2 separate regions of the Mus musculus genome follow, and region 1 is linked to region 2. A link is a loop called in an ENCODE intact Hi-C map of the cell type or tissue named here. Cell type or tissue: left cerebral cortex. All regions are shown on one strand.

Region 1 (2,500 bases), 250 kb after region 2:
TTTTTGTTTTTTGAGACAGGGTTTCTCTGTGTGACCCTGGCTGTTCTGGAACTTGTTTTGTTCATCAGGCTGGCCTTGATCTCAGAGATCCACCCTCCTCTGTCTCCCCATTGCTGGATTAAAGGAGTATGGATCATGCCTGTCCAAGGAAGTCATTTTAAAAACAGGATATCACCAATTGTGGTGGCCCATTCCTGCAGTCTCATCATTGGGGAGATGTAGTTAGAAAGATCAGAAGTTCAAGGCCATCCTTGGTTACACAGCAAATGTGAGGCTAGCCTGGGCTATGAGACCCTGTATTAGGCCCCTCCCCAGCCCCAAACTAGAGTATAATAAACTCACACTCAATGCCAATTATCATTTTAACTGATAGTCTTGCTGATCAAATATGGTATCAGACTTATACCAAGACTAACATCCCCACTTCCCACTGGTGTTGGAGACCGAATCTCAGACTTTGTGGTACATGTAAGCCATTTAAACAACTGAACCACACCCTCGATCCATACCCTAAATGAAAAGACTGATTTTAATGTGACTTTTCCACGTCCGGCAGCTTGCTGGATGGCACAAATTAGACAGAATCCAAAACAGCTGCAGGGGAAAAAAAAAGAAAGAAAGAAAGAAAGAAAGAAAGAAAGAGTTCTAATCTTTGTTCAGAATAAATGACCAAGTTGTCAACAGGAAACAATGAAGTCCGAATGGGACACTATCGCCACCGGGAGCCGAAGAATAAGTTTCTTATGGAGCCCAAGATGGCATCTGTGCCCAAATCGTGCTTATCATCGTAAGCAAATGCAAGCGGTATAGCTTAGGTAGCTAATTCTGGAAGGGGAGCCTTTGCGCAGATGTTTTCACAGGCATCCTCCAGGGACTCAGAACTCAGCCTTGGAAGAGCCGGTTCTCAACTCTCGCTGCGCAACCCTGCTGCCCAGATCCTGACAATATTGGTCTGCAGTCAGGTCAGAGCATCTCTGTTTTTTTAAAGTGACTCTGATGATTTTACGTTCATCCTATTAACCACTGCTGCTCTAGAAGCTGAGTCAGAACCTCTGCGGTGCCTGCCACCCCTCTGGTCGCAGCAAAACCACGCCAATGACCCAGTGTCGCGTTAAAGTCCGAATTCGTCCTAGCCTGTTAAAAGGAAAAGTTAAAAGGGAGGGTCAGGACTCGCAGGCTTCGCTTTTACTCGAGTGTCGCGTCCCTCCCGGCTATGAGTCAAGGTTAGAAAAGCCCCTCCCCGCGCGACCCCGCGCCTGTCCCAGGCCACAGTCCTCACCGAACGCCGCGAGACCCACGATGGGCTTCACAACCTCCCAGCTCCTCTCTCCACCGCTCCTGCCTCCGAGTCCTTCTACTTCCTCCTGAGTCAGGTGCACTTCCGGCCGCGCTGGCCAATGGCGCCATTGCTGGCAAAGCATTCTGGGAAATGTAGTGGCCAACTCGAAGAGAGTGAGCGGAAGTAGCTGTGTGACGTCACTGTACGGCTCAGTACTATGAGCCTCAGCTGTCATCTTGAGTTATGTCAAATCCTGCCAATTAGCACAAAGTAATTTTTCAAACGCGACTACTTGTGGCTTTAAAAACGTCTTTATTCTGGCGTCCCTCATGTTAGGAATGTGCATAAGAACCCGAAAACATCCTTCGTCCCTAAATAAACATTTCTTTCCAGTAGTTTCCAAAGTGCCTTTCAAGAGCTCTGTTAGGAGAGTAACAGTTTTCAAAACAGTAAATATTACACACTTTTTCCACTCATTTTCTCATGACTGTACAGCGCTTTCCAGAGGTTGTCTTCTGATATAGTGCAACAGAAGGAATACAAAAAGGGGTGAATTATTCTAGCTGTTAGGCAAGTCCGTCTATTTGTGAGCTAGACCTCCAGGCCTTCACCTGTCCTGTATTAAATCAGAGATTTGCAAAAAATTGAAACAATGCCATTCTTCTTGTGACAGGATAGCAAAGATGGAGAAAATTAAAAAGACATCGGAAAGGAAAGTAGCCTTTCATCAAGACTGGTTAAGTCTCTCCTAGGCTCAGTCATGAATTCCCACAAGGGGCTAGGAAGCATGACTTAGCAATTGAGAGCAATGACTGCACTTTCAGAGGACCAGGGTTCAATCCCCAGTACTCACATAGCAGCTTACCACAACTTTAACTCCAGTTCCAGGGCATTTAAGATCCTCTTCTGAACTTCATGGCCACCAGGCACACACATGGTAAACAGGCATACATGTAAACAAACACTCATGCACACCAGAAGAGTTAATTAGATAACAGTAAAGTTAAAAAAATTCCATAGAGTTATACAAAATTTCATAGACAGAAATACTGTTCCTTTGATTTATTTGTTTTTAAATGTAGATACTTTAAGAATTAACACAGAAGCTAGGCAGTGGTGTCACTTGCCTTTAATCCCAGCACATGGGAGGCAGAGGCAGGCAGATTTCTGAGTTGAGGCCAGCCTTGTCTAAAGAGTGAGTTCGAGGACAGCCGGAGCTAT
Region 2 (2,500 bases):
TTACGTGGAAAACATGGATTTTGACTTACATGTGTACCCTGTACCACTACATAGATGGGGGTGGGGGGACAACTACCACTCTTCCGACCCCTGCTCCCACCCCCATACCCCACCCTCCACCCCCATCTCTCATAGCTCTCTGAGATTCCTTCAACCAGGACACAGCTACTCCTCTGCTTCCGTTGGGATTGCGTTTAAAACACAATAAGTTTTAAAATATTGCTCAGTTAAAGATACATTCAAAAGTGAGCATTGGGGCCCAGCCACATGGCACACAGAAGAGCAATTGTTCACCCTGACAGGTTGCCTACTGTCACTGTTGCAAAAGCCAATGTCCTACACAGGGACAGTGAGGGGAAAGATCAAAATTCCAGGCAGTTCCTGCTGAACGTGTGTTATATTTATACCTTCCAAAGTCAAAAATCCGTAGGTCAAAGAATTGTAAATCAGAGCCCATGAGTGCACAGAGGAGCTGGGCTCTGAAGCAGGACACAGGGCAACAGGAGAACCTGAAAGGAATGTTCTTCGAGCAAAATGACCTGGTCGCCGGTACAAATGCCCTCTCTACACAGGGAAGAGCTGGGTGCTCTTTAGGAACTGACTGAAGCCAGAAGAATTGGGCAGTTAAGAAGAAGAGACTTGAGACTTGTGAGGGTGGAAGATCACAAAGACCCTCATAATCATGTTCCTTCCTATTAGAAAGCTGCTTTAGCTTCTGCCTGTAACTCCAGCATTCTGCTGGCTGAGGCAGGAGGATTGCATTGAGTTCAAAGCCAGTCTGGGCTAAGGGTGAAACTTTCTCAAGAAAAAAGAAAAAGAGTATTAATTTACCAGTATGCAGAGGGAGTATGACATTACAATGGGGTAATCCTGAGCCTCCTCAGAATGTAAGCGCTGTTCATCAAGGACCCAGGCTTTTTATTATTATTTGCTGGCCCACTGCTCGGTCGGTGATGAAGAGCAGGGTTTCACTGCGTGCCTGGTGGCAGGAATGAATAGCACTGAGATGAGTCTACCCTGGTCAGGTGTTTTCAGAATACAGGGCTAAAGAAGCCTCCATGCCAGAATGCGGTAAGCCCATGATCAACGCTTAGAGATTTTCCTATCTGATAGGGTCAAACATTCAAGCAGCTTGCGCTCACTGCCCCCTGGTGGATACTCATGGAACAACAGGTAGGGCATGGGCTGGTCCTGGGAAGCGTGGGCCCAGTGCTAACAAAATAAGGTTTATTTAATCATTCTCACTGAGTCCACCACAAATGCAATGGGGTGGGTAAGTGTCTAGAAACCAGGCAGTACTCTGTGGCCCAAACAGATCAACAGGTGGGCAGGGGTTCTGCCCGGGGTCCCCGCAGAAGGGTCAGCCTCTGAGATGGACTGGCACCTTCATTTGTAAACAGTTTTTTCTTTTCCTTTCTCTAAAAAAAAAATTTTTTTTAAACCAGGCATGATGATGAGAATCCCAGCACTCAGGAGGCAGAGGCAGGTGAATCTCTGTGAGTTGGAGGATAGCCTGATCTACATAACAAATGCCAGGCTAGCTAGGGCTACATGGTAAGACCCTCGTTCCTAGTCCTGTCTGTGGCTTCTTGAATGCCTTGAGAAGCTGGGCCTGTTTGCGGTCTTCCCTTTATGTAGGTACTGAAGAAGACCTAGAACTTGGTGAGCCTTTAATCCAAAGGCTCTCTCTCCTTCAATACACTCTTTGAAAAGCAGCTTCCCGCCTCACGGTTTTCGAGACAGGGTTTCTCTGTGCAGTCCTGCTGTCCTGGAACTTGCTCTGTCAACTGGGCTGGCCTGGAACTCAAAGAAGTCCGCCTGCTGGGATTAAGGCCTGTGCCACCAGACCCCAGTTCAGTGCATTCTTTGAAGGGCAGCTACCCCCTTCTGAAGCAGCCTGGAGAACCCCACCTCTGATCATGACAGTGCAGAGAGCTTCCAGCCCACACTGACAGACAGACCTTAGGTCTCCCCTGGCAAGTGCGTGTTGTACTCCGTTTACATAAGGGCTTTTCCTCTGCAGGTTGATGATCAAAATTATGGCAGGGGAGAAGTCTGACACCCATCTCAGACACAAATTTTAAAAGATGACCAAAGACTCAATAATATATACAGATAATATTTTAATAGAGAATGTTAGTAAATCAAGATTAATACAAAAACAAAGAGCAAAAGTCAAAGTTGGGATTGACAGGGCTGGAATTAGGGTGAGGTAAAGGAGAGACAGTGCGGGGGTGGGGGCGAGTCGGTTCTACAAGTACAGAATGCATCAAAGTTACATTGGAGGCTTGACAACCACCCCCCCAGCCTCCCCAGCTCCCCAGCCCCCCAGCCCCAACCCACTCTCTCCTATCCCCACCCCACTCTTCACCCCCACCATAATAGGAAGAAACGGCTTCCGGGCTGCATGTAATTCTTACTTGTGCCACTAGAGGGAGCACACCTACCGCACAAACCTCCAATAAGCCACAGGGGGCTGGAAAAACCAGCAGGCCTCTGC

What was found. Peaks named below come from ENCODE experiments on the same cell type or tissue, not always from the same donor. Only the 100,000 strongest peaks of a DNase experiment are listed, where the experiment ranks them.
Region 1: it touches region 2 in a loop (2.9-fold over the local background); 5 of 42 quality-filtered maps call a loop at or near these places.

What each region holds. Positions count from the first base shown.
Region 1 is chr11:43,746,643-43,749,142 of GRCm38, forward strand. Ttc1 (tetratricopeptide repeat domain 1) reads right to left here and starts at 1,366. Exons shown (of 8, transcript NM_133795.2): 1 at 1,280-1,366. In left cerebral cortex, no CTCF peak of the experiment used is centred here; a DNase peak (open chromatin) is centred at 1,415; H3K4me3 peaks cover 1,369 bases; H3K27ac peaks cover 654 bases.
Region 2 is chr11:43,491,733-43,494,232 of GRCm38, forward strand. No RefSeq gene overlaps it. Among named protein-coding and RNA genes, the nearest start is that of C1qtnf2, 19 kb to the left of the region's middle. In left cerebral cortex, CTCF peaks have their summits at 1,162 (motif pointing left) and 2,450 (motif pointing right); DNase peaks (open chromatin) are centred at 1,155 and 2,450.